Regions from separate parts of the Homo sapiens genome. Here region 2 is linked to region 1. Evidence: read pairs that join two places in POLR2A ChIA-PET (ENCODE). Cell type or tissue: GM12878. All regions are shown on one strand. Links, peaks and the distances in the headings refer to the core of each region. The heading gives the core; the rest is flanking DNA.

What was found. ChIA-PET counts read pairs that join two places held together with the same protein. Peaks named below come from ENCODE experiments on the same cell type or tissue, not always from the same donor. Only the 100,000 strongest peaks of a DNase experiment are listed, where the experiment ranks them.
Region 2: POLR2A ChIA-PET joins it to region 1 with 17 read pairs; 3 of 35 experiments call an interaction of 5 or more read pairs at or near these places.

The regions. Positions count from the first base shown.
Region 1 is chr3:28,244,801-28,260,336 of GRCh38, forward strand. The region is part of intron 1 of CMC1 (C-X9-C motif containing 1); the gene reads left to right. Among named protein-coding and RNA genes, the nearest start is that of CMC1, 11 kb to the left of the region's middle. In GM12878, for the core only: no CTCF peak of the experiment used is centred there; a DNase peak (open chromatin) is centred at 7,377.
Region 2 is chr3:28,121,551-28,137,086 of GRCh38, forward strand. LOC105377008 (a long non-coding RNA gene) reads right to left here and starts at 15,450. Exons shown (of 3, transcript XR_940674.3): 1 at 15,244-15,450; 2 at 11,251-11,528. In GM12878, for the core only: no CTCF peak of the experiment used is centred there; no DNase peak of the experiment used is centred there.

The sequences.
Region 1 (15,536 bases), core at 5,327-10,326:
ATCTAACAATGTGATTATTGGAAACTTCATCAAAGGAAGGAATGGAAGCAATGGAGAGTAAAAAAGTGGAGTCAGCAAGTAGGAAGGTTTTTTTTTTTTTCCCTAAATTGTTTTGTCTGTTTAAATTCCAGAATAAAATGTATGGAAGCCAGTTTTTTTTTTTTTTTAATTTCGTGTTTATTTGGTTCATACGTTGAAGCTTAGTTTCACATTTTGATGTTTTACTGCTTTGTACAGCCCACGATGGTATTTGCCCATATTGAGTAAGTGAATAATAGATACACCAATTGAGGTTCATTTAGCAAAATCTGTTTTCCTATTGGTTTATTTTGTATTTTCTGTGATCTTTATAGAAGCTTGATTTTCATTTGGCAGCAACTTTTAATTAACTTTGTAGGGTCTCTGTTTTCCTCAAGAAACTGTGAACCCAGCGAAAAAATGCAGGTTACATGCTTATACATAGTTTTATTTACATTATTTTCCTTTTTTTTGTTAATGTAGCAGTAATAACAGCAATCTTTGCTTATTGCCATGTTCCGGACAAATTTTCAGACATGATTATATTCTCAGATGATGGCCCATAGGAACCTGCACCTGATAAATTTGATTTTTCACTTTCTCTATCAACTAAAGTAATTCCTTTCTCCCTTCTTTGACCTTTCCCCTTTTTAGTTAGGTTCTCTTCCCTCTGTCAACATAGATTCATTCTCTACTTATGCAGAATGGGGCATGGCAGCCTAAGGGAAGTTTCCTTAATCAGGTGTGTGTGTGTCCCTGTGTCCTTCTATTGCTGTTTTTTTCCGGGAACTTAATAAAAGGAGGAAGATGGGACAGAGATAGGGCTTAGGGGGTGGAAAGTGGGTTCAAGAATTTCATGACATTCCATGAGAAGGTGTTTAAGGTATATGTGTCTTGGGAAGATTTAATTATGGATGTTCTTGGAACATTTGGGTTGCAGTACTCCAAGTTGGGGTTCTTTCAGTGGTTCCTGTGGGAATGTAGGTAAATTACCTTTAGGGGTACAGGAACAGTACTAGCCCTTACATTTACTAGAAAATTTTAAGTTAGACATGTAAACAAACTTGAAGAATCTTTTTTGAGCATTGTATGTTTAATATGTAAAAGGTTGTGGAGTTGATTAGAAAAATTTTTTATTTTTTTTAGTGATGGGGTTTCACCATGTCGCTTAGGCTGCACTTGAACTCCTTGCTCAGGAGCACTTGAACTCCTGGGCTCAAGTAATCTGCCCACCTCGGCCTCCCAAAGTGCTGGGATTATAGGCATAAGCCACCCTGCCTGGCCTATAAGAAAAATTTTGATTTTATTATTGCCGCCATATCTCTAGAGTATCTTCTTAGACATAAATTACGTTGGTGGCTCAGAACAAAAAAAAAAAGACCTAACATCTACATTTTGTATATTTATAAATTAAAAGCATATTTGCCATAGAAAATACATTATTTTTGTCTCATCGGATTAACAACTCTCTGATGGTTGCTCTGTGAAATTTGAAAAACACAGGCTTAAGCAAAGACAATAAGAAAGAAGAATTGAGATCAAAGAGGAGTATGTGCCATGGCAGTGGGTTGGGGGTTGGGATTTCAGTTTTGAAGCATGAAATGATCTGTAAACCATTTCAAGGATTTTGAATTTTATACTAAGAACAATGGGAAGACACTGCAAGTTTTTAGGTAACGGAGTGACAAACAGAACTCTCCTTATTTTGTGTTGATCTGACTTTTGTTTAGATCAAGAATAACCTTGATCTCAGCCACATACTGCATACATGATGTGTCTTTCCAGAGTATCCCATCTGGAGGTACATGGGTATCTGTCTCTCGTAGGTGATGTTAATTTTGATTACCCACTCAAGGTTTTGCCCTGTTTTGTTGCCGTATTTTCTCTGTTTTGCAATTAGTAACTAATCTGTGGGAAGGTTAAGACCTTGTAAATATTTGCTTCTCATCAAATATTTCTCTTTGATTTGGGGTCCATTGATTTTTTTTTTTTTTTTTTTTACCTGATTCAGTCTTTCCCATAATGGTTGCAAAATAATGATTTTCTACCTCCAGCACACTCCCTTCACATTTACTAGATGGTTGTTGACATTTTACTGTAAGCAAGAGATTGCTTTGTTTCATTTTCATTGATTTATGAATTTATTATTGGTATTTTTGGTAAGGACTCATGAACTGCTGTATTTTCAATCGTTTGTACTCTGTTAATGTACATAAGTATTTTTTGTGTTCAAATTTCCCCAGATTTGGCCAGAGTTCCCTTTAAGCTAGCTTCTGGATCTTTGTCATATACTCTCACCATTTTTTTGAGCATTTCCTTTTTATTCCCTCACACAAGGTATCACTGCTTCATCTTGTACCTACCCTGGCCAATCCATACAATTAGTTATTTCTCTGAGAAGCCCTGGTTCCTTTTATTTGGGCACAGTATTAGAGAGTAAGAGCTGGTCACTAGAACTGCATGTAATTTGGGTGGTTTATTAATAGATTGCCTTTAGGAAAAGAAAAAAAAAACCCTTAAGAGAGTAAGGAAAATAGGAGACGGGAGGGGAAAAATCTGAGCAAGGATGTGGTTTCAGGTCTTAACCTAATCAGCTCTGGTGTACCACATGGTACATACAGTTTATTGTGCCTTGGAGGCAAGGGAGCTGGGCTTTCATGCCCTTTTTCAGTCATTGGTTACTGTAGTAGTTGGGAGAGGGACAGCAGCAAGGAAAACAGCAAAGGGCTACCATGGCCAGGGGCAGTCCTGAGAAGGTTGCAGATGTGAATGCTCCAACATTCTCTGCTGCAGGAGGGATACCAGCTCTATCCTAAAAATAATTTATCTGAATCTGTTAGGAATCTTAGTTGGATAGTAAGAGTTTTGATAGTAGTGAGAGTTCAGATAGTGACAGGTCAGATAGGAATGGGTACTTGCACACATGTATACATACACACAGGTGTGTGTACTGCATCCAGTAAAGTGTCACAGGTTGTGGTTAACAAGTTTGAATAACACTGGCTTAAGATATACCTAAGGTAGGCTAAGCTGTACTTTTTTTTTTGTCTTCTAGGCCATCGTACATGCTGTTCTCTCTAGAATTTCTCCCATCTTCCCTATCCCCAGGTCTACTGAATTCTTGTTCATTTTTCACAACTCAATTTAAAATCAGTTTCTTAGGAGAGTTTTCCTGATTGCCACCACCTCCAGTTAAACATTTTTTTTTAAGGTTTAGGATTAAAAACTCCACCAAAATATCATATAACCTATGTATAGAGTTGTTTTCCTTTTAGATATAAAATCCTTTTCTTTGACGAATAAAAGGAAACCTTTTATTCAGATATGATGCGCCTATATGTAACAAATAATTGGAGAAATAAAGAAAAACATAATTTGAAGAATGGGAATGTTCTACCTGTGTAATAAATAGTAAATATTTTTCATATGAATCCACCTCTTTAAATTCATTAGAGACCAGATAAAAGGATAGGTCAGTTAATTTCACCTAGATTATAGAAGATTGGCCACCTCCTCCCAGGGAGGTAGTGTACTGTTGTGGAATCAACACCGAATTTGGGAGTTAGTAAGACTGACTTATTGTCTCAGACTTTGTCATTAACCTGTCCTTAATGACATAATATGAGGTTTGAGGATGAGAAGTAGGGAAAGAGATGTATCAGATAATTGCTAAGGTTGCTTCAAGCCTTGAACTTTTATGATTCTAAATATTAATACTTGTCATAGGTCTCAAGGGGTTCTTGACTCCACACAGAAATAAATTCAAGTTTGTGTCTTGTTGCCTGGATTAGTATCTTTTTTAATTTTTTGTTTGGGGTGTTAAAATCATATGTGTAAAATTCTGTAGATGTCAAAAATATGAGAAGTATTACCTTGTACTTGATATAAGTGGACCAAACAAAATTGTGCCCAAATAAAACTATTGATACCCAAGTTAACATTCTCCCCGACAATCCTCTGTTCTATTTTTGCATTTTTTCTTTTTTTTTGAGACAGAGTCTCGCTCTGTTGCCCAGGCTGGAGTGCAGTGGCGTGATCTCAGCTCACTGCAAGCTCCGCTTCCTGGGTTTGTGCCATTCTTCTGCCTCAGTCTCCTAAGTAGCTGGGACTACAGGCGCCCACCACCATGTCCGGCTAATTTTTTTGTATTTTTAGTAGAGATGGGGTTTCACTGTGTTAGCCAGGATGGTCTCGATCTCCTGACCTTGTGATCTGCCTGCCTCAGCCTCCCAAAGTGCTGGGATTACAGGCGTGAGCCACTGCGCCCAGCCTATTTTTGCATTTTTAAGTAAGAAGATTGAAGGAAAAAATTGCTAAGAATGTGGTGTTTACCATCCTGCATTGTGTTTTGCTAAAGAACTGTTACTGGGAGATTCTTACAGATCAAAAGATATGTTAATTACCTAAACATGACTAATTGGAATGTAGAGTATCACATGTTTATGCTGCAGAGTAAGGAACCTTGCTTGACTGATTCATTATTGTATACACAATCCCTGGTGTGGTGATTGGTACATAATAGGTACATACGTATTTGTTTACAGTGTATCTGTAACTATCAAATACTAAAACTCTTTTAAATATACGTGTCATTTGTTAAACAGTTAAAACAATTTTATTGCATATTTACCATATGCTAGGAGTTAGAGGGAATTACAAAGATGAGTTAGACGTGGTCTCTGACCTCATTAAAGTTAACTTTTACTTGCAGTAGTTCTCAGTCTAGCTGCATATTATAATTATTTGGGGAGCCTTAAAAAATATCAATGCCTGGCTTTTACCCCAGCATTTCTGATTTAACTGGTCTGGGGTGGGGCCCAAGCATTAAGAATTTTGTACAGCCCTCTCAGGTGGTTCTTGGGTACAGCCAGGGTTGAGAGCTTCTGGTACCAAAATCTGTCTTAGTCTACTCAGGCTGCCATAACAAAATCCCATAGACTGACTTGAGTGACCCACACAACATAGACTGGGTGGCTTAAAAAATGTACATTAATTTTTTTTACTATTCTGGAGGCTAGGAAGTTCAAGACCAAGATTCAAGGAGATCTGGTTGCTGACAAGGACTCTCTTCCTGACTTGCAGATGGCTGCCTTCTCCCTGTGTGTTTACATGGCAGTGAGCGGGGAGGGATGGGGGAAGAGGAGGTTGAGGGAGGAGGAGGAGAGAACGAGAAGGAGAGAGAGCCCTCTGCTTCTTATGAGGCCACTAATCCTATCGAATTAAGGCCTCACCTTTATGACCGCATTTGACCTTAATTACCTCCCAAAAGCACTGTCTCCACATACAGTCACATTGAGGGTTAGGGATTCAACATATGAATTTGGAGAATGGTAAACACAATTCAACTCATGCCAACCACTGATCTAGCAGGAGAAGATTGGATATATAGTGTGATGTGATGTGTTTAAGTCCAGGTGTGATTATAGCAACAGAACGAGTGCAGGCAAAATCTTGGGGTTAGAGGAAGGAGAAATCACTTTTTAGTGCTGGAGGTCAGGAAGAACTTTGGGATGGAGAAATGTTGAATTGAGTTTTAAATAAGTAAACTTTGATAACAAAAAATAAGAGGTTGAAGATGGAAAATAAAGACTGAGATTGAACTAGAGTTTGGCTTTACCTGTTACTTGCCGGGTAATGCTGCAAGATTGCTTTGAGCTTTCTGAGTCTTAATTTCTTTGTATCTGCTTCTAAATGAGATGATGTTTGTAAACCAGTTCCATCCACCACCCTTTTCTTCTTTCTGTAAATATTTATCGTGTTGCTTCTGTGTACTATATAACTATAAGCCGATTTTTCAGGTAAGAAGGGTAACATAACCACTAGGTTGGCAAAATGAAGGTTTACATTGTAGGAAATTTAAGTTGGAATTGAGCTGCTGGTGGGACTTAGAAACCACCAGTAGATAGTTGAAAATGTGGAAAGTTGGAGATGGAGATGAGCACTGAGAACTCAGTATCATAAACACTATCTTTAAAGGTGGAACCTTGTGGGATTGCCCCAGGAGGATTAAGTACAGATATTACCTTGGAAGTGTGTATAGTTCTAGTATTGTTACCATTGTTCAGGATATTTTTGAAACTCCTTTAAGATTTCCCTTTGGATTCTTCAGTACACTCGTCTTAATATCCTCATTTTGGCAAATCTTTGTTCTGAAAGTTAATTTGAATTTCAGCCAAGGTTTAACCAGAGACAGTCTGGTGAAGGTGATAGACGATCATCCTGGGAAATGCTGCCTCTTCCCTTGTCTCAGTTTGTTTTATGTTGCTATAAATGAATACCTTAGGATGAGTAATTTATAAAGAAAGAAGTGTATTTAGCTCACAGTTCTGCAAGCTATACAGGAAGCATGGCATCTGCTTGGCTTCTGATGAGAACATTTATGCTGTGTCAGAACATGGCAGAGAAGATCAAAGGGGAAGCGGGCATGTGTGAAGAGGGACCAAACGTGAGAGGTGTCCTGACTTTTACAACAATCCAGTCTCTTGGGAACTAGTCATTTTCTCTGAGAACCAGCCCACTCTGAAGAACTAGTCCACTCCAGCAAGAGCAGGAATTCATTACTGCTAGAAGGGCACAAAGCTGTTCATGAGACATCTGCCCTCGTGTCCCAAACACATCCCATTAGGGACCACCTCCTTACACTGCCACACTGGGGATCAGATTTCAACATGAGATTTGGTGGGGACAAACCATATCCAAACCATATTGCTCCCACCCCAAAAAAGTTATATTATGGAACTGGTTTTCATGTTTACTTCAGATTAGCTCTGAAGCCATACCAAGAAAGATGATGTGATTTGAGCAAAGGCTGAGTCTTTGAAATAAGTGAAAAACCCTTCAATATAAAAATAATTCTCCTATTCCATTATCAAAGTATTATATTTTCTTTATAGGAATTCTATGAAATATTGTAAGATAAAAGAAGAACCAGTAGTAACATGGTGGAGAGAGGCTTGAGGAACATTCATAGGATTGAGAATATTACACAATCTTCTAGATTTATATGAGGAAAAAAAGTAAATCAGGCAATGTATTGCTAAGAAGGCCACAGGTATGCTGTCATTTATTACTTTCTCAAATGTCTGCTCCTGTCCCATAACACTGCTGATTTTCTGCCGGATATCAGTGGGAAATTGTGCTTGTAGGCGCAAAGACAGTCTTGAAGTTTTACCAAATAAAGTAAATGTGAAACTTGTTCATTTAAGAAATTATGGCCACAATGGCGGTTGTAACACAGTTCTAAAATTGGCATGTCTTATTGCATAAGTTAATTTCCTGCTTTGGTATACTTTTAAATATGTTGTCCCTTTCTGGCCTCCTCTTGGTTAAAGCAGTGTGGGTGGAAGAGGAACTTTTCACACCTAGCAATCTGCAGAATCTGAGGTCCAAGAAATAGGTGCTATTGGGAAATGGGCACATCTAGTGTGAACAAGGTGGTTAATTAACAGTGAAAGCTGATAGGACAGAGAAGCTCAGATGAAGCATACTATTGTGGGATATGGGTGTTACTTGACCCAGAAGCTAAGCAGAAATAGGCACATCTACCTCACTGATGTACTTTCCGTATTTTGTAAGCGTTTGAGCTTATACAAAATTAGATTGTTAGTGGCTGACCTAATATTTGATGTTTATTCTCTTTGAATGTGTTTTTCAGCCAGCTGACAAATTGCTCCCCTTGCTTTTAAAAATATTTTTTTCCCGTGGTAGGAAGCAGAATCAGAATTCCCTTTGATTTTACTTTCTGATAAAAAATTGAGAACTGAATTTTCAAATTTTGCTGGTTCAAATGGTGCTTCTGAAACACAAACTTACTGTCTAAAGGTTGTTTCCCTGCTTCAGCATAACTGTGGAAGCTCATTTAGCCTTGTTTGCTTAAGTCTCCTAAGGCCCCCACTCCATGTGCATGGTGGTGTCATTGAAGGTTTAGAGCCTGGGTTACATGATCTTGGCATTGGCACTTTATTAGAAGCTTGGGTCATTTCACCTCTGTGAGCCTCCACTTCTTTATCTGCAAAATGAAATCAAAATACTTACCTGAGAGAACTGTTATGAAGACTGTATGTATTCATTGCCCTCATCTTCAGGTTTCACAGACAGGCAGGCTGGAGCATTGCGGGGAAGAAAACATCTCTCCTACTCTTGATTTCCCTTTTTGTTTTTGTTTTGTCAGTTCTAGTATGGCTTGAAGGAAAGAAGGTGAATTTTCCTATTTTAAGATGTCTCTTCGTCTACCCTTCCTCATTTTACTCTGTCGTTATAGCAAGAAGGTATGAACAAACTGGCAAGAGGAATATCTGGTCATGAGCATACATATCTTTGTGCTGTTGAGAAAAACTGGAGTCTGCCTAGATTCCTGGTGTGAAGCACTTAGTGAGAACTAACAATTGAGAACGCTGGTCTCATTGTATTGTATATCATGCCTTCTTCCCGGGGCTCTGCCTTTTGAGACTCTTCATAGCTAGTAAAGAAGAGGGACCAGTCGGACGTGGCAGCTCACTCCTGTAATCCCAGCATTGGGGAGGCTGAAGTGGGTGGATCGCTTGAGTCCAGGAGTTTGAGACCAGCCTGGGAAACATAGTGAGATCCCATCTCTATAAAGTACACATAAAAAAATTAGCTTGATGTGGTGGTGTGTGCCTGTGTTTCCAACTACTTGGGAGGCTGAGATAGGAGGATCACTTAAACCTGGGAGGTAGAAGCTGCAGTGAGCTGTGATCACGCCATTGCGCCCTATCCTGGGTGACAGAATAGTATTCTGTCTCAAAAAACAAAAACCAAAACCAAAAAACCCCCCAAAAAACTCCCCCCAAAAAGCTAAACAAACAAAGAAGAGGGATCCAAATATAGAAACTATTGCTAATGAGAACACTGTTGCAAGTTTATTACAAGCATTTTTCATGTTTTTCCTACAGAGTAAACAGTAGCACCAAACTGTCTTCAGGAGCAAGTAAGTGTTAACTAGTAAATTTTTTAAAAAATGGCATTACCTAAGTAAGTATCAAATTAGTTAAATTAGAATGTTTTCATTATTGAAAGGGCATAACTTGCCCTTCATATATCACATTCTTTGCTATTAAAGACTCTGTAATATTCTTATTTGCTTCACTGTTGTCTTTGTGGATTCATAGCAAGTGCTGTTGTCAGTAGCCTTATAATCTAGCACTGCCATATTGCAAGAACACATGAGCCCCAAAGCAAAATATGAGCTAACAAATTCAGCCAGTGAAAAAGGTGAAAATTGACTTCCAGGTGATGATAGAATGTTGAGAAGTTAGAGCTTTGGAAATTTTCCCTGATGGTGTTATCCTGATTCTTTAATTCAGTATAAATTTATGTGACTATACAGTAGCAAACTTTCAAAATTTAATTTTTAGTTTTGCAACCTCTGTACAAATGTATAACATATATACACCAGATTGAGATTAAGAGAATCACTTTGTAATATTGTGAATCAAAATTGCCATTTCTATAATATTTGTAATGTTGAAGATAGCTTTTTCAAAAATTATAATTAATAAATCATTGATATTTAGTGGCTGGTATGCTATCAAGTGGGAAAATCTTTAGTAGAATTTTCATATTTTTAATACTGTCATTTCTGATTTAATACCAAGAATTTGGAAAATTGAAATCAATATTAATACAATTCTGGAATTATTTATTTGCCCTAGGAAGTTTTAGAAGAAGGATCAGATGTCTTGACAAGCCGTTTTAAAAATGTGTTTGATAGGAATATTATAGCTTAGAATTCGTAATGTAGGTAAATTTCTGTTATAATTTATTTTTGGAAAAATGGTTTGATATTACACATCTATGTCTGTATTCAAGGAATTGATTCAAAATAATATTGCCTTAGTTATTTAAGACCATTGGAAGATTTATAGAGCAAATAGAAGATTCATCAGGATGCATTATGAATAAGTTGTATAGATGAAAATTATATATGTGAAAAAAAGTAACAATTTGAAATTAATTTTGTAAATTTTGAAAAAATTTTGTAATTTTGTATAATCCAATGTCTTCTAATCTGTTTAGTAATTACACTGAATAGTTACTGATGTCTAGTTATGATTTATTCTGTAGGCAAGGCAAAGAGGAATTTGTGGAGATAGTCTCAGTTTTATTCTTTTCTCTGTAAGTAAGCATCAGCTTTCCACTCTACAAGATGTGTCACACAGTCCCTTCAAATTCCACAGGTCCGCAACTGAATTTCTCTCTTATCTGATCCTTCTTTTGTATTCCCTATCTCAATAAATGGTCATATCCTTTTACTTGAGGCCAGAAAACTAGCAGTCCTCCTTGAATCATCCCTTTCCCTCATCCCCTTTAGGCACCATCAAGCTTATAGGACCTCCCTCTGAATTTGTCCTTTTCTCTCCAACCATGCTTCCAGTTCCTTCTCAGTGCTTTGTTTTGTTTCCTCTTTTTTTTTTTTTTTTTGAGACAGAGTCTCGCTCTGTCTCCTAGGCTGGAGTGCAGTGGCATGATCTCGGCTCACTGCAACCTCCGCCTCCCGGGTTCAAGCAATTCTCTTGCCTTAGCCTCCTGAGAAGCTGGGACTATAGATGCGCGCCACCATGCCTGGGTGATTTTTGTAGTTTTTTTTCACTAGAGACAGAGTTTCATCATATTGGCCAGGCTGGTCTTGAACTCCTGGCCTCAAGTGAGCCGCCTGCTTCAGCCTCCCAAAGTGCTGGGATTACAGGCATGAACCACTGTGCCCGGCCTGTTTCCGGTAGCTTCTGGCAAAGCTAAGGAAAAAGAGAATGTGTAAATAAATGATACAGCAAAGAGTTCAGCAAATTATGACCTATGGGCTAAATCTGGAAAGGCCTATAAGCTAGGAACGGTTAGTAACATTTTTGAAACGTTGTTAAAAAAAATGTATATATATACATGTACATACACACACACACACACACACACACACACACACGCGACAGAGATGATATGTAAAGCTTAAAATGTTTATACTCTGGTTCTTAGCAGAAATAGTTTGTCTACCTTTACATAGGCAATGAAAATTAGAATACAACCACAGGTGTTGTAAAGAGAAAAAAAGTCATGTGAACACCTTCATATCATTTTTTTGTTTGAAAATTAAGGCGAAATAGATAGGGTCATTGAGAAATATAATTTTGCTAAAACTTCAGCTGACTCTAGAATTAGTAAAAAGCCCTTACAAAATTGAAACAATAGTTACAATTCTCTTTGTGCCTGTGTGTCTTACACATGCACACATACATACACCAAAACGCAAGCCCTGATAGGTTGTGTATTGGTCAGGATTCCACCATGGAAATAATCAGTAGGAGAAAAAACATATATATATATCTTAAGATGGGTATATATATATACACACATATGCATATATGTGTGTGTGTATATATATATATATATGTATACGTGTCAAGAGATCTTGCAAGAAATTGGTTTATGTGATTGTAGGGACCAGTTGGGCAAATCTGAAATGCACAGGGCAGGCTGTCAGGAAGGGCAGGCTTGGAATTCTTGATCTTGAGCTGAAGCTGCAGTCAGCAAGTGTAATTCTTCAGGAAAACCTCAATTCTACTCTTAAGGCCTTTGAACTGATTGTATTAGACCCACCCAAATAATCTTTGATAATCTTCTTTATGTGAATCTGCAAAATACCTTCACAGCATCACCTGAATTAATGTTTGCGTGAATAACTGGGGGCTATAACCCAGCCGAACTGACACATAAAACTGACCATCACAGGTGGTTTTTAACAAACTTTCAAGGAACTGAGAATAATCTTTGTTTTATACACAATGTTCTAGATAATATAAAGGGAGAGGAAGGTCCCTAATTTATTGTTTAAATAATGCAACTTTAACACCAAAACAATGCAAAGATAAGGGAGGAGAGTCATAGGCAAACACCGACATGGTGACAACTTGAAAAGATTTTAAACAAAATTTGAGCATCCAAGACAGAGGTCTTGCTAGTTACTACTTAACCACTTTTCTAAAGGATGTAGCCAGCAAGAATTAAAAAAGAGGATGCAAAACTGTTTCTGATTGTCTACATAGAAATTGGAAGAGAATCTTTTGTCAGAATATTAAAATTGAGAGAGGTTTTATTGATTATAAGGACAACATAAAAAATCAATTGAACCTAAACACTAGCAGTAAATAATTACAACAGGTTATTTATGGAAAGATATATTTACCAATAGAAATCTAATGAAAGATGAACAGTAACTTTAAGGAGAAAATTATGAATCTTTTTGTCTACTTAGTAACCTAATTTCTAATAGTTATGTGTTGAAATCTCCCACTATGAGTGCAGATTTCTATAAATTTTTAAGCTAATCGATTTTAAATTGAGGTAAAATATACAGTGAAATTTACAGATCTTAAATGAGTTTTCATAAATGTATATATCCTAATTAAGACATTTTTCAGAGAGTACCTTTTCAGCTCCCATATATAACCACTGTTGTAATTTTTATCACCATAGATTAACTTTGCATGTCCTTGAATCATGGCAGTATGTACTCCTTTGTCTGCTTTCTTTTGCTCAAATGTTTTTGAGATTCACCTAGGATAGATCACCTATCCTACTGATAGTAGTGGTATACAAATAGTATCATTGTTTTTTATCACTAAGTAGTTTTTGGCTATTCTGAATAATGCTTCTCTAAATAGACTTGTACAAGTTGTCTTCTGGACTTATATTTTCTTTTTTTTGTTTTTGAGACTGAGTCTCACTCTGTCGCCAGGCTGGAGTGCAGTGATGCCATCTTGGCTGACTGCAACCTCCGCCTCCTGGGTTCAAGCGATTTTCCTGCCTCAGCCTCCCGAATGGCTGGGACTTTAGGCGCACGCCACCATGCCCAGCTAATTTTTGTATTTTTAGTAGGGACAGGGTTTCACCATGTTGGCCAGGATGGTCTCGATCTCTTGACCTCGTGATCTGCCCGCCTCGGCCTCCTAAAGTGTTGGGACTACAGGCGTGAGTGAGCCAGGACTTATATTTTCATTTATCTTGCATAAGTGAATACCTAGGAGTGGAACATATTTAACTTTATAACTCAGCAGTTTTCCAGAGAAATGTATCATTTCACAGTCCCATCAGCAAGATATGAAAGTTGCAGATGCTTCACATTCTCTCCAACGTTGGTGTTGTCATTATTTTTAATTTTAGTCATTCTTGTGCATACAAAATGATATAAGGGGTTTCATTTGCAGTCTCTTGATTAATGATTTTGAGCACCTTTATATATATATATATATATATATATACTTACAATTTGCATATCATCTTTTGTGATGTGTCCATTCAAGCCTTTTGTCCATCTTTTATTGAGTTTTTATTATTGATAGTTAGGGGTTCTTGATATATTCTGGACTCAAGTCCTTTGTTATATATATATGAAATAAATTTTTCTTCCTGGTCTGTGGCATGCCTTTTTAAAATTTTCTTAATTGTGTCTTTTGATAAACAAATGATTTCATATTAGTGAAGTCAAATTTATAATTTGTATAATTTATTTTTACTGCCTTATGCCCTTTTTGAGAAACTGTCTACTCCAAGGAATTGAAGGGTCTTTTTTGTTTAATAGTTTTAGTTTTTACATTAGGCTTATGATCCATTGCTAATTAATTTTTGTGGTTACTGTGAAGTAGGGGGTCAAAGGGTTTAGCTTTTTTTTTTTTTCCATGTTAATACGGTTCTGCCACCATTTGTCGAAAATAATTTTATTTCTTCATAAACTAGCCTTGGTGCATTTGCCAATAAATTGATCGTATATACATGGAAGTATTTCTGGATTTTTTTTTTTTTTTTTTTTTTTGAGATGGAATCTCGCACTGTCACCCAGGCTGGAGTTCAGTGGTGAGATCTCAGCTCACTGCAAGCTCTGCCTCCCGGGTTCATGCCATTCTCCTGCCTCAGCCTCCGGAGTAGCTGGGACTACAGGCACCCGCCACCAAGTCCGGGTCATTTTTTATATTTTTTTTTAGTAGAGACAGGGTTTCACTGTGTTAGCCAGGATGGTCTCGATTTCCTGACCTCGTGATCCGCCCGCCTCGGCCTCCCAAAGTGCTGGGATTACAGGCGTGAGCCACTGTGCCTGGCCTTGTGGATTCTTTTGTTCTCTTTTGTTACATTACTCTTTTTGGCTACCCAAATTATGCCAGCACTACGTCGTCTTGACTTCTGTAGTTTTGTAGTATGACTTGTAATCGGGTAGTTGCTGCATAGCATCTAAATTTGTTCTTCTGTTTTAGTGTTGTTTTGGCTATTCTATGTCCTTTGTGCTTCCTTGTATGTTTTTTCACTTTTTTATTATAACTTTATTTTTTAATAATATAATAATAATAATAGGAAACTACAAAATCATGCAGTTTCCATGTACCTGCCTTCTTCCCTTTCCCTAATGATGCTATCTTACATAACCATGATATGTATATTCTCAGTGGGTGTGATAACTGCCTTCAAAAGGATAACAATTGACATTGGTGGAGACAGAAATATTACTCTCTTAATGTATAAAACAATGTTACACCCGCAGTGCATAAACATATATGCTATATCTGTGATATTAACATTTCATAGGGGTACATTAGGAAAAAATGTCAAAAAAGGGTCCTTTTAGGGCAAAAATTAAAAAAGGTTGGGACAGGCTCCTATAATTAAATGTGGACAAGGAAACTGGGAATTGGCAATGGTATAATATTGTTGATTCAGGTACTAATCTTAGTCGAATTTCACCACTTTTTACATGCATTTTTTTTGTTGTTCTGTAATTATATGACATCTGCATCATGAGGATTTTCTCCTGTGATTGTTTCTAGAAGTTTTTTTCTTTAACTTTTTATTTTGAAATATAGACTCACATAAAATTGTGAAAAATGCTATATAGTCTTGAGTGTCCATCTCATAGCTTTCCCCAGTGGTGACATCTTATATATCTGTAGTACAATATCAAAACCAGGAAACTGAAGTTGATACAATACTGTTAACTAGATTATAGATCTTTTCAGTTTTCACCAGTTTTTACGTGTACTCATATGTGTGTGTGTATAATTCTGTGTAATTTTATACCATGTTTCTTTTTTTATAGGGAAAGCGTTCAGAGTTTTAGTATTAAGTATGATGTAAGCTAGAAGATTTTTTGTAGATGCCCTTCATTAAAGAAGTTCTCTTCTGTTCCACGTATACTGATTTTGTTTTTTATGAATGCATGTAGAATTTTGTCCAATTTTTTTTGGCATCGATATGATTATATGGTTTTCCTTTTTTGGACTGTTAATATATCTCATGGATTACATGGTTTGAATTTTGAATGGTGAACCACCCTTGCCTCCCTGGAATAAGTCCAACATTTTTGTTATGTGTCTTTCTTTTTATGTATTGCTGAGTTTGATTTGTTAATATTTTGTTGAGGATTTTTGCATCTGTGTTCATGAGGCATACTGGTGTGTAGATTTGGTGTGTGTGTGTATGTGTTTTGTAAATACCGTTCTTGCTTTTAGTATCAAGGTATCTGT
Region 2 (15,536 bases), core at 5,155-10,154, 120 kb before region 1:
ATTGCAATTATTGATGCTCCGAGGTTCCAAAGGTCTGATTATGTCATTTTTTCTAGTTTTCCTTACTTTTTGTAAATCCTCACCTATTTTGGTTTTATAAATAGGAGTTTCTCTGAAATTGGAGAAACAGAGAGAGAAGTTCCTTGCAGTTAAGAAATAGAAATCAAAAGAACATACTTCTATATAAAATTCTTAAATATTTTTCACAACCAAAATAGTATTGTGTCCAAGATTATAAAATCATACATTTGTTTTCACACAAAGCAACTGTTTTAACTTTTTTTGAAACTATTTCAAACATAAATTATAAGAATAGTACAAAGAGATTTTACCTAGATTTACCCATTGTTAACATTTTGCCACACTTGCCTGATCATTCTTGCTTTAACTGTATATATGCATACTGATTTTTCTGAACCATTTGAGAATAAATTGCCAATATCATTCCCTATTACCCCTTAATCATCATTATTTATTTCTTAACAGTATTATTTTCACTTAAGCACGATGTAGTTATTGTATTTAAAAAATTTAACATTGATACAATATAGATATTAGATAATATAGATATTAGCTATTAGATAATATCTAATCTATAGTAAATATCTCAGTTTCACTAACTGTCCCAATATGTCTTTATAGGAAACTTTTCTGGTTCAATATCCAGTCTAAAACCACACACTGCGTTTAGTTGTCCTATTTTTTAGGGCGCCTGTAATCTGTAACGGTTTCCCAGCCTTCCCTCTTCTTTCATGATATTGACATTTTTAAGATTACAGACAATTTCTTTCATAGTACACTCTCAACTTTTGGCTTGTCTGATGTTTTCTCATGATTAGACTCAAGTTTTTTTTGGCAGGAGCACTATATATGCAATTTCCTTCTTCGTGCATCACATAAGAGGCATATGAAGTAAGCTTGAAAACCACCACTGTTGCAAACTTCATGGTAATATTTGACCCAGACAAGAATTATCAGTGGATGCTAAGTTAGTGTGTAAAAATTTGATGAGAAACAGAATATTTACACAATCTCAAAGTATCTCCTTATAAATACTTACTAATCTTAAAAAAAGAAATAGTAGTTTTGCAACGGAGAAAGATGGTAGATACCACCTTAGCAAAGTGATCAGAATCATATATTCTTAAAGATAATAACTAAGTACATAGAATATTCCTTGAATATGTTTCTCGTTTTATTTTGTATCATCTACATGGAAAATTACATACAGAAATGAAAACTAACAAGAAGAGATAGTGAGACAAAATACAGCAGCAAAGAAATAGCACCTTCCTTTCACATAAATCCTAAGTAAATGGATCTTATAAGGTGAGATATTTCTACATTAAGTTTCTAGACTAACTAGAAAATAAGTACCCAGAAGTCTGCCTGATAAATTTCAAAACCAGAAAGGGCATGCATCTGACTCCTATGTTCTTCATTTGTAATAACACTTGTAGCCCCAGGGATGGGAAGGGGGCTAAGATGTGATATTCAGAAACTACTGGGTTTCTGAGCAAAGGTACTATGTGGGCCTTAAAGAGAAAAAGGAAAACAAAGACAGCCAGAAGACCTGTAATTAATAGCTGTACCTGCAAAACCAAAAGACTTGAAAAGAGCATGGAAAGATCTGCTGGTCACATTTCCATTTCAAGCAGAAATAGCATACAGCACTGTTCAATAAATACTTACCATCTTTTATGTGCCAAACAATGGGATACCCTTGGGAATCCAAACATTTAAAAAATATCAACCCTTTCCCCTAGATTTTACCCTTTAGGAGGGAGAGTGAATTGGAAGCATTTGGCTGGGGGAAAGCCAATATTATAGGCACTGTGATGAGAAAAGTCGAGAGTCCAAGACTATGAAGTATTCAAAACGCCTTCATAGAGCAGGTAATGGTTGATCTGGCCTATTGGGGAAATTGATAGCAGTTCAATGTGGCTAAAGAATTACTCTTCTCATGACACTTCTTAGGCAATTATTATGAGGCTTTGTCCTAATCAATTTGCACATGTTAATCCATGTAACTCATAGCAATTGAGGAGATAGATGCTATTATTATCTCTCCATTTTACAAATGAAAGTGCTAGAGGAGTGGGATGAAGTGTTGTGCTTAAAGTTTTAATCAAGAGTCAAATTATGGAAAGATACATGTCCTATACTAAAAGGTTTGAAGTTTATCCTACAGTCTGTAGGATAAAATGTATTGTAGATTTTTTAGAACAGAAGTGACATGTTTAGATTTGCATTTTAGAAATTTATTCTGGCAGCTGTGTAAATGGTGAATTAGAGTTAGGCAAGACTGGGAAAAAAGGAGCCAACAAGAAAAGAGAGGAGACAATTACAATAGTCCTATAGAACAAGAAGAGGACATAAACTATGGCAGAAGAAGAGGGCTAGAGAGGATGGTTTGATAACAAAAGTTGTATCAGTGGGATTCATGATTGATAGGAATTCCAATAAAGGAATTTACAATTTTTCCCAGGATCTAGTTTAGTCTATTAAATGGTTTCTAGTGCAACTGATTGAGTCTAAGTTTATTGGTCCAGTGCCCACATATGGTCATTAGCTTGGATTAATCTCTCTGGTCACAGACCACACCACTTATCAGACTTCAGTTATAAGGGGCACTGGGTGACACCGGATGTTTCTGGACAAATCACTGCCTCTGATAGGGAGGAACATCCAAAATACATATTAAAATGTAAGCAGGTCTGTCAGATCAGTAGAATCACCTTATTATATGGAGTGCAGTGCATGTCAGAAACTTCAGGGAAAGTGTTGAACACAACTTATTTCTGCATGTCTTGTGAGCCATGCACTCTCCAACCTTTTCCCAGAATATCATTTCAAAGATTTTTGTATAATGAAAATCCTTGGAAGATGGAGATCATATCTCCCTCCAGGGCAAAGGGTAGGTTTGCTTATAGCTTCGGAAGCCAATATCTTCCTCCAAAGTGAAGGGCTGATATGTTTATTGGCCAGCAAAAATAAATTCACATTCCCTAAGCTCAGGGCTGCTCTCCTGTAACACAACCTACTGCATCCGTCTAGGCCCGTATTGCCCTTGTGGGACTTAAGGACAAAGAGAACAGGCCAAATATGCAGATACTCATGCTGCCTGCTGTGCCGTGCCTAATAAAGTCCTCTGTCTCTGACCCAGAGAGTCTCATGTTTTCTACCAGCATCCATGAAATTGTGGCAGGCTAACTTATGAGGTTTTAAGGAGGTTAACATCATGGACACTTTACAGTACTTGCTAGAAAGTTACTCAAGATTCCTAATCGTGGCACACTCAGTGTGAAAGAGTGACCAAACTAAATAGTTATTGAGCTTAACAAATTGTACAGTCTTTTCTGTAAACCTTTGCTGAAACCATATCCCCATACGAGCCCAGAATCTTGCCTAAGATGTAAATAAACTCACTTTCTTGGTGATTGATTTCAATTTTCGTAATTTTTTAATAGAAGTGATAATGAGCAAGTTTGACCTGCCAAAAAACCCTCACAGAAAAACAGGAAATGATGGCAATTCTCAGATGTCTATTTCAGTATTCACTAGTGGAGACTGTTCTTCTTTTCTAAAGGAACAAATTCCCTGGGGGTCTGAAGATGACTTAGAAAGTGCACAAATAACTTACCTTGAGATTAAATGTACAATGGCTGTTATCTGAAATGAATTTCCTTTGAATTTCAGCTAATATACAGAGGTGCTAAGCGGGGAGGCTTGTTCTTAGACTTATTTAACCATATTATGCGTGTGGCAAGATGGTGGCAACTGAGACTGGATCTTAAGAATGTTGGAAACATCAATGAGTTGATTCTGGAAAAACTGTCACTTAAAAGTTATAAAGCTCTTCTACCTTTTGTGAGGTAGAGACTAGAATTTATTTTTGAAGCTGTTTGACTTTTTGTTTGGGGAAAATGACACACATGTAGAGAAAGATTTATGAAATGCAAATATTTGAGAAGGGCAGTTCCAAAAGCCACACTGTTCTGAGAAATGATGTAAAACCTTATTTTTATAGTGATTACAATGCATCTCTTAGATTATATTGTTAAAATAATTGAAAATGTTTGTTTTTTGGAGCAGGTTTAGGTTTACAGAAACAATGAGCAGAAAATACAGAGTTTCTGTATGTCCTCTCACCCCTCCACAGACAGTTTCCTCTATTGTTAACATCTTGCATTAGTATGGGACATTTGTGACAATTGATGAGCTAATATCGATACATTAACTAAAGTCTACAGTTTACATTAAGTTCATTCTTATTGTTGCACATTCTTTGGATTTTGGCAAATATACAATGACATGCATCCACCATTACAGTATCATACAGAATAGTCTTACTGCCCTAAAATTTCCCTGTGTTCCACCTATTCATCCCTCACTCCTCCCATCCCAGCTTCTGGCAACCACTGGCTTTTTTTTTTTTTTTTTTTTTTTTTTTGAGACGGAGTCTCGCTCTGTCGCCCAGGCCAGACTGCGGACTGCAGTGGCGCAATCTCGGCTCACTGCAAGCTCCGCTTCCCGGGTTCACGCCATTCTCCTGCCTCAGCCTCCCGAGTAGCTGGGACTACAGGCGCCCGCCACCGCGCCCGGCTAATTTTTTGTATATTTAGTAGAGACGGGGTTTCACCTTGTTAGCCAGGATGGTCTCGATCTCCTGACCTCATGATCCACCCGCCTCGGCCTCCCAAAGTGCTGGGATTACAGGCGTGAGCCACCGCGCCCGGCCCAACCACTGGCTTTTTTACTATCTCCATTGTTTTGCCTTTTCCAGAACGTCATATATTTGATATAATACAATAGATAGCCTTTTCAGATTGGCTTCTTTCACTTAGCATTATCCACTTAAATTTCCTCCATGTCTTTATGTGGTTCATTAGCTTATTTATTTATTTATTTATTTATTGAGACAGAGTCTTGCTCTGTCACTCAGGCTGGAGTGCAGTGGCATGATCTTGGCTCATTGCAATTTCCGCCTCCCAGGTTCAAGTGATTCTCCTGCCTCAGCCTCCCGAGTAGCTGGGATCACAAGTGCCCGCCACCATGCCCAGCTAATTTTTGTACTTTTAGTAGAGACAGGGTTTCACCATGTTGGCCAGGCTCGAACCCCTGACCTCAGGTGATTCGCCCACCTCAGCCTCTCAAAGTGCTGGGATTACAGGCGTGAGCCACTGCATCTGGCCTATTTATTTATTTATTTATTTATTTATTTATATTTCCTGAAGGACACCTTGATTGCTTCCAAATTTTGATGATTATGAATAAAGCTGCTATAAACATCCATATGAAGGGTTTTGTGTGGATGTAGGTCTTCACTTCGTTTGGGTGAATACTAAGGAGTATGACTACTGGAGCCTATGCTTAATTTTGTAAGAAACTACCAAACTACTTTTAAAGTGGCTATATATTTTGCATTCACAACAGGTAATTTTTTTTTAAGGTATTGATTTAGACTGTCTTCTATCTGTATTTTCCTTAGGAAGTGTGTGTGTGTGTGTGTGTGTTTTCAAACAATTATTCCTAAAGGATTAGGACAAGAGATTCCAAGACAGCTAAAAGATATTGTGATAGGCAGAATAATGCCCCGCACAAAGTGGCTGTGCCAGAATCTGTGAATATGCTATGTTATGGTACATGTAAGGCAGAATCAAGATTGCAGTTGAAATTAAGGTTGATAATTAGATGACCTTAAAATAAAGAGATTATCTTAGATTACTTGGGTGGGCCAAATGTAACCACAAGAGTCCTTTAAATGTGGAAGAGAGAGTCAGAGTTACAGTGATGCAGCGTGAGAAAACAGGGGGCTTTGAAGAGGGAAGTGAGCCACAAGCCGAGCAATACAGGCAGCTTCCAGAAGCTGGAAAAGGCAAAGAAAGAGATTACCCTCTAGAACCCACCAACACCTGGTTTTTAGCTCAGAGAAATCCATTTTGGACTTCTGACCTCCGGAACTGAAAGATAATAAATTTGTGTTGTTTTAAGTGTAAATTTATAGTTTGTTACTACAGATATGTAGCCTAATCTTCCTATCATCTCGAACTGGGGGAGAGATTTTGAAAAGGGTCTAGGTTGGACTGTTCATGACCCACATGTAATTCCAAGATTGAATGACTCAGAATTAAAAACATATGTCTACATAAAAACTTGTACACAAATGTTCATAGGAGCACTATTCACAATAACTAAAAAGTAGAAATAACCCAAATGTTTATTAGCTGATGAGTGGATGAAAAAATGTGGTGTATCCACACAATTGAATATTATTCAGTCATAAAAAATAATGAAGTGTAGATACATGTTACAGCATGGATGAACCTTGAAGACACTGTGCGAACGAGCCTGGTTGGAAAAGGTCACAAACAGTAGGATTTCACTTATATGAAATGTCCAGAATAGGCAAATTCATAGAGACAGAAAGTGGTTGGAAGAAGCTGAAAGTAGGGAGTTATAAATGGGAGTGACTGCTAATTGAGTATAGGGGGTTTTTTGGGGATGATTAAATGTTCTAAAATTAGATAATGGTAATGATTGCACAACTTTGTGAATATACTAAAAACTACTAAATTATATATGCTAAAAGGGTGAATTGTATGATGTATGAATTATATCCCATTCTATCTCAATAAAGCCATTATTAATTTAGAAAACCCCCACATTTTTGGAAATGTATTAATGATCAGTTACTGAGTTCTGATGTGAGTTGGTAACAGGATTTTCTCTGGGAGAAATGAACAAAGGAATTTCTCACTTGTAATCATTTGGGAGGCAGGTCTTGGACTGTTGTGAAAGAAAAACTGTTTTCACTTTTCTGACCTTCAGGTTATTGGGAGCTTAGATTCTGGATGTGTCAGTCAATTTAAGTTAAGGTATATCACATAAATACCAAATAAAACAAAACAAAAACTAAATTAGAGACTCTTAATAGCACAAGTTTATTCCCTGCTCATCCTTTATGTCATCACAGGTCATCAGGCGACTCTATTCCTTGTCTTTTTCCCTAGAACTTGGATTGATGGTACAGCCATCATTCCAAAAATTGTTTAGCTCACAGCAGAGGGGTCAAGCTCTTGAGTTCTTACAGTGACAATTACATGCTTTAGCCTGCATGAGTTACAAGTTACTTTTACTCAGTGGCCATAGCTAGCTGCATCCTCCACCCAACCAAAGGTAGTCAGGTAGTGCAATATTACCATTGCCCAGAAGAGTACAAATTGGAAACATTTGGGGAATAACACCAAAGACTACAGTTGTAGGCTGAATAATAGCTCACAAAGATATCAGGTTCTAATCCTTGGAATCTGTAAATGTTACATTATTGGAAAAGAGTCTTTGCCAATGTGATTAAGCTAAGGATCTTAAGAGTGGGAGATCATCGAATTAGGCCCTAAATGACACAGTATGCATCTTTATAAAAGGAAGGCAGAGAGAGATTTGACACAGGCAGAAGGGGAAGAGGCAACGTGACCATGGAGGCAGAGACTGGAGTCAGGCAGTGAAACAGTTGGTCACCAGAAGCTGAAAGAGGTAAGAAATTTTCCCCTAGCACCTCCAGAGGGAACGCAGACCTGCTGATACCTTGATTTCCACCCAGTGAAATCTGATTTTGGACTTCCAGTTTCTAGAACAGTGAGAGACTACATTTGTGTTGTTGTAAGCCACCAAACTTGTAGTACTTTGTTACAGCAGCCACAGGAAGCTAATATAACTGTCATATTAGATATGGTAGCTGTGTTTTGGGTACTTTATTTAGGACAACTAAACTCATCCCTTTTGCATAGTCATATGTCCATAACCACACTAAAGCCAAGCAAAAGAGCTAAAGAAAGAGGAACCCAATAGTGACCCACAATCAAAAAACTTAAACCTGTGAACTCACAGGACTGACAGAATCAAACCAGTCACTTTTCACTGGAATCACACTGCACTATCCTCCAGACCTTAGGAAACTCTCACTGAAGGTTATGGTGCTGTCTTTACTAAAAATAAGAAGGTGGCCTAAAATCGACAAGAAGAGAACAGCAATAATTATATTGCCTTGGCCTGTGGTCAGAGCAAGTCAGTTGGCTGAAATGACAAATGACAACCATTCTGGATCTTGGAACATATAGGCATTCCTCAAGTATTCCTTGAAATAATTGGGAAAGAAAACATTGTCAACATACGGATTTCCTGATGTCTGTCAAGCAAAATGGAATTCAAGCTGTACTGGCTTGGGATATTTAAAGGAAGTGTGACACTATAATAAACTTAAATTTTTAAATAGAGGTGCCCTTGGAGGAACATTTAGCACTATTAATTCATTATGCTAATGAAAAACCAAAGCTCGCAGGAATTGTTAGAGCCTCAGTTCCTCGATCTTTAAAATAGAAAGTTTGACAAGACCATCTTAAGTAATTCAATTCTTAAAGACTTGGGACTCTATAAATTAACTTGATAACAAGCTCTAGCATTCAATATTGGAAAGAAATCCAAAGTAGACCTGGATACTTTAAAATTGTGCATATGAGATAAAATTAGCATGCTTTTTAATTTTTTCTTCTTTCTTTCTTTCTTTCTCTCTCTCTCTCTCTCTCTTTCTCTCTTTCTTTCTTTCTTAGAGTGCAGTGGTATGGCTGACTGCATCCTCAAATTCCTGGGCTCAAGCAATCCTCCTGCTTCAGCTTCCTGAGTAGCTGGGACTACAGGTGTGCATCAGCATGCCTGGGTGATTTTTGCTTTTTTTTTTTTTTTTTTAGATATGGGGTCTTTCTCTGTTGCCCAGGCTGGTCTCCAGCTCCTGGGCTCAAACAATCCTCCCACCTCAGCCTCCCAAAGCATTGGGATCACAGCATAAGCCACCACACCTGGCCTCATAAGCAGTTTTCTTTCTTCTCAGGAATGTTTCTGGGGTCAAAAGTGATTATTATAGAAGTAATAATCATCATTAAGGATGGTTTAATGCTAAATATAAAGTGGCAAATTACTAAAAAAAAAGCTTATGAAAATATGCCTTGGAACATTTTGGTAAATAGTGGATGAGCAAGGGAGTGAGTGGGCAAATAACATTTTTAAAAATCTCGAAAACAAAAGCATATAGTCATAGTCTTTCATCTAAAGTGCTTTAGAAAATATGGCTCTACCTCCAAAATATGTATAAATCTGATCACTTACCACCTTCACCGTTTCATGTTGATCTAACCACCATCATTTCTTGCCTGTGTTATTTCAGTCTTAAACGGTTCCCTGTTTCCACTCAAGCCCTATAGTCTATTCTTAATACCACAGCCAGAGGTATCCTTTAAAAATGTATCAGATTGTCACTCCTTTGCTTAAATGTCCCTTCACCCAAATAGCTTCTCATCTCATGCAGATTAAAGCTAAAGTCCTTCCAATGCTTACAAGTCTCCTCTGAGCTGGCTGCCCACTACCTCATTAGCTCTTTCCTACCACTCTCCTCACTCACTGGCTTTGGTCTAATCACACAGGCCACTTCTATTCTTCAAACACACCATGCAAGCTCTCACCTCAGAGCATTTACATTTCTCGTCCCTCTGCCCAAATGCTATTTCAAGTCACATAGTGGCATGACTCCCTCCCTCATTTCCTTTATTCCTGCTTAAATGTCACTTTTTCCTTACGGTCTTCCCTGATCACCTTATGTAAAACAGCAACAATAACCCCTCCCCAGCTTGGCACTCTCTATTTCTCCTCACTTAGCTTTTTCTCCATTGTGCTAATCACACAATGAATATGTTCATTGTCTGTCGCTTTCTGTTAAAATGGATATAAGAACTGTGTTTTATTCACTGCTGTATCCCTAGAGCTTAGAACAAAGTCTAGGACAAAAGGGATACTCCATAAATATTTGTTGAATGAATAAATGAATGCAACTTATTTATTTGTTTGTTTGTTTGTTTGAGACACGTCTTGCTCTGTCGCCCAGGCTGGACTGCAGTGGTGCAATCATGACTCACTGCAGCCTCCATCTCTACAGCTCAGTTGATTCTCCCACTTCAGCCTCCTGAATAGCTGGGACTACAGGCACGTGCCACCACATCAGGCTAATTTTTAAATTTTTTTGTGGTGACAGGGTCTTCCTATGTTGCACAGGCTGGTCTTGAACTCCTGATTTCAACAGATCCTCCCACCTTGGCCTCCCAAAGCATTGGGATTATAGGCATGAGCCACCATGCCTGGCCACTAATGCAGTTAAATATTAGGAATTTGTTATATAATATTACAAGAAGTTAAGAGGTAATTTTCCACAAGTCTGTCTCAGTTGTTCAATGGTGTCATCAAAGACCTTCCACTATGCCATCTTCAGGGTGCTGGCTCCTGTCATATGGGTTGCTTCAAGGTTGCAAAATGGCTGCTGCAGTTCTAACCATCACAGTCACTCACAAATATTTGCATGCAATCATTCAGTTAGTAAGTAAATTTTATGAGACAGTACTAAATACCAGGCATTATTGTAAGCATGGGAACATAACCATAAACAAAACTGAGGAAGTCACTACTCTCATGAAGCGAGCCGGGCTGGAGTACAGTGGCACAATCACAACTCACTGCAGCTATGACCTCCCAGGCTCAAGCCATCCTCTTGCCCCAGTCTGCCAAGTAGCTGGAATTGCAGGTGTGCACCATCCTGCCTGGCTAACTTTTGTGTTTTTTGTAGAGACGAGGTCCCACTATTTTGACCAAGCTGGTCTGGAACTCCTGGGCTCAAGCAATCTGCCCACCTCAGCCTCTCCAAGTGCTGGGATTTCAAGCATGAGCCACCGTACCTGGCCCTCTTTATATAACTTTTAATCATGAAGAAAAATATTTCTCTGAAGCCACCAAACTTCCTTCATGGGTCAGCATTATGTCACATGAGTAACCCTCCTTATAAAGGAAGCTGGGAAAGCAAGTCTCCAAAATTTTCGGCCTCTATCATGACAGGTGGTCATGATAGAGGAAAGAAGAAGTAAAGGGAACAGCTGCCCAAGAGGCAACCAACAGTATTTGCTACAAATCATGCTAAGCATAGGTAGTCATTCAGTATCTGCTTTTTGATAAAGCATTAAGGTTGACAATTATTGCCCTGTGGCTGAAATTTAATATTTCTCTCTGAAAGTTTTTGCCTTCTAAGTTTCTGTCACTTATTCTAACAGCCTTAATCATGCAGCAGCTCCAACATTCTAACAAACATGCTTTGGAAATTCACCAAGAAATGCTGGCTTGCTCCCAGGACTAAGTGATGGCATTTAATTTGCTCACCTGGAAAGAAGGACAATTCCAGAAAAGACCATTTCTTCTTGTATTACTTATTGGTCAACCAGCAACCTTTAAGTCAAAGCTGTGAATATATATAATCTGTCAGGCTTCTCTATGTTTTCTTCAGGACCAAGCCTCAGTTTCAAACTTCTTTTGTCCAGTGTAACTGCAAGACCCACTTTAGACTCTTCACTTCGCTTCTCCGTGGGCAATAAAGCAGCAGTTCCATCACCATTGTCCAAACAGCAAATGAGAAGTGATGTTTCAATATAAGCTACTGTCTGGAAAAGAAGAGAAAGAGGCAGCTTTTCTGACAGAGCCGTTCACACTTTTCCTGCACAGCTGGGAGACATTAGCTGAATTTCCCCAGACTGGTCTGCTTTCTGGCATGGTAAATTAAAAACCCTGAGAGCCTCCAAGGTAAGCTGGATTTCTATCATACACATTTAGCAGCTAAATCACCAAAAGTCACTTTCGAAAATTCACGCAAAGCTGCATCTTTACCCAAGGTCAAGAGTTCAGCAGAAGTTAGCACAAAGGGGATTGTGGGCAGGAGGCAAGAAAAGGGAGAGAAAATATCGATAGATTATCTCTATTCAAAAGCTGCTTTTATTTTGAGGAACTTTGTGCTCAGAAAAGTAGATAGAAGATAGTTCTGCAATAAATAGTATAGGACATATATGAAAAGAATAAATAATATTTCAATGTATGTCAATTTCCATTTCTGCCACCATATTAAGGAGATGGGAAGAGCATTAAAAGAGCCATAGGCCCATCACATTGGTTCATGCCTATAATTCCAGCACTTTGGGAGGCCAATGTGGGAGGATCACCTGAGGTCAGGAGTTTGAGACCAGCCTGGCCAACATAGTGAAACTCCATCTCTATTAAAAATACAAAAACTTAGCCGGGTGTGGTGTCGGGCACCTGTAATCCCAGCTACTTGGGAGGCTGAGGCAGAAGAATCGCTTGAACCTAGGAGGTGGAGATTGCAGTGGGCCAAGGTCATTCCACTGCACTCCAGCCTGGGTGACAGAGTGAGACTCTGTCTCAAAAAAAAAAAAAGCTAGATTTTGGTCCCACATCATGACTAATTAACAGTGAGATTTTGAACATGTCATTTAGCTATGGGGCTCAAAGTCCTATCCCCTTCACTTTATGGGAATTTAGTTATGAAAAATTCTATTTCCCCAGGTATTTTGTGATCTATTATCAGCTTTTGATTCCATAGATAAGGACAATCTCTGGGCTTTTTGTTTACATTCTGCCTTATTCCACAAGGAATCTCAGGCTGCTCTGTGGGCCAACTTACATGACTTTGGTGTAGATCTCAGATTTTAAATGTTTATCTAAATCAATATGGCAATACCAGAATGGATTTTGAAAGAGTCAATTCTAATTTTAAATGGCTTAAAACCAGACTGCACCTAAACATTTTTATTTATAATTTTTGCCTAAGTAATTTATTCTGGCTCAAAAGATCTATATATTTTCTCCTATATATGCCCCAACATATAGATAAACATAGAGACAAGCATCCTTCCCTATGCTGATGATGTAATCTTACTATTATAAGAATATCCTCAAGAAAAATGGAACCTGCTGGCAAATTGCCAATTTGAATTTAAAGAAAAAAAGAATCTTATCACAAAGAGACCATACTTTTTGCATTTAGATCTGTGGTTTCTCTATTTTGTGAACAGGGGGATCTCTGGGGCAGGGCTAAAGAGAAAGAGAAGAGGCAAGTGGTTGTGGCTCCAGCCTCACCCCACCCCGAAAGAGGAGTGTTTTTGTTTGGTCATGTGTTTATTTATTAGACTTCTACACAAATGTTATTCAAAAAAAGGAACTCACTGATTTAAAAAAAAATCTGATCTAGGTGAAAAGAGGCAAAATCAGGAGCCACTGGAATGAATCTTGCCCATGGAATTTTTTGTCCTGTAATACATCATTAAAATGTTTAGATATGTTGCCAATATTTAATTATTTTACATAAAAATTCTGGATTTCTGGGTCTTTTGACAATTGGGGAGGACTGGAAACACTGAGATGCATTCCCACACAACAATGAACTGGAGCTGTGTATTAGCTGAACAGCTTTAGAAAGTCACACACTTTCTAATTCACTATGTCCCCGCTACTCCCTAGTTTTTATCCACCTAATTGTATTCACACATTTATTTCACTTGTCTCACACTTGGGGGAATTCTGGGAGGTGGCCCTAATCTACATGTATCTCAACACCAGTACATTCTGGTATGTTGACTGGGATGTGCTCCTACTTAAAATTAAACTTCTGAGTTGGCCACATTGAGTCTATGGGACAGGATTCAGTAGCTTCAACAAAGGGTTTGTTTCAGCATTTGAACAGATCCATGGACTTTGCCCTGCCTTAGCTGCTTTGAAGTGTTTTATGAAGAGGAACTGGTTCCATCTGGGCATAACTTCAAGTGGAACTAGGAGGCCGTCAGTTTTCTCATAATCTCTAAAGAGGTATGATTGCAAATCTGCCTTTAAACAGCAGCTCAGAGCTTCTTCACCCTTCTACACTGTACAGCAATCTCAGACAGAATCGTAGTCAAGAGGAGACATACTGGAAAATTGTCTAAAGCAGTGCTTTTCAAACTTGTTTTTACTACAACGTGCAGTAAGGGATGTATTCAGCCACAGGTATACACACTTCCACATGCACACACACACACTCATATACACACACACAAGTTTTATGTTACAGTACTTACCCTTAATACAAATACTCTATTTGTACACATGTACATATGAATACATATGAAATCCATTTTTTCATTCCTTAAAGTGCTGTTGGTAACCTACTATCTAGATCTCACAAATTGTAGGTCATAATTTGCAGTTTGGAAAACATAGGTTTAAAGAACATGCTGTTAATTCATCTCCTAGATTTTTAAAGTTCTCTCTTCATATTAGCTAAATTATAAAAACATGCCTATATGATATTATTTTAGTTCTCTATGGACCTGCATCTCTGAATTATGAACTAATATATTACCCTTGCTTTTCATCAGGTGCTGTGATAAGAAATGGCCATTTTCTTGCCAAGTGTCCCTTGTAGGGCAATATTCCTTTATAGTGTGACATACTGTGTTCCTCTTGGAGTCCAAGAAAAGTTGATTTTCCTGACTGGTGTGTAATCTTCTACTAGATAATCATTATTGAATAACATCTTTTATTTCCCATTTTACCGTAACTGTTAGCAAACTTACAACTTTAGTACTTGCCTGTTGTAGCTTTTCTTCACCTAGATTCTCTAGTCTTATTATTTCTTTCTCCATGTCTGCAATCTAACTGCCTTTGCTTTCGTCAGTTCTCATCTAAATTACTACAATAGTTTCTAGTCACTTTCCCTGCCTCCTCTCATTCTAATCCTTATTCCACACTGCTGTGGAATGATTTTTCTAAGACACAAATGTGATGACCTAAAGAGAAAAGATTATTCCCCTGCTTCAAATTCTTCCATGGACCTCCTTGAACATCAGTTTCAAGTGCTGTGGCTTGCACGTAAGGATTTTTTTGGAAACTAGGTTCGATAAATATTGCTTATGTAATATTAACATTTGTAATTCTCAAAAAACTTTGATAGAAAAAAGAAAAACATCTAAAGGGCCAATAAACAATGTTGATCAAATGATTGTGATATGATTTTTGGTATGTGCATACGGAAGTTTAAAATGATGCCTATATACCTAAGAATATTCTTAACTATCCAACGAAAGAAAAAAGTCTACATATGGATCTTAAACTAGCAACTCAAAAGCCAGATTCATCCCTCGTTTAGCTTGTCATGAACAATGTTTTAGATATTGGATATCTTTACATGGGCACTTGGTTTCTAGTTCACTACTCTCAAGCTTCCTACACATAGTTCATCACATTCATTTTAGTTACCTGCCAGATCCCTAGTGGCTTCAGAATTTATCGTATTTGTTAGAAAGTTGAAAGGTTCAAGAGAGGTTTTCTCACCTTAATCTGTTCTTCTCCCAAATGTTGGTTTTGCTTCTGCTTTTTGTATCCTTTCCAGGTTTGATTCTAAAAGCATCTGAAATCCTAAAGATAACAGAGTTGTCTTCCTATCAGCTCAGGAAAAAAGAAAAACAAATAAAAACTTAGGTAAAGTTTTTGAAAAAGGCGTCTCTGATGAAGTGGCATTTAAGCTGAGAAATGAAGAATGAGGAGGAATGGGCTATGCAAAGCAACAAAGGATGTTCTAAGAGAGGTAACAGCAAGGGCAAAGGGCCTGAGACAGGAAAGAGGTT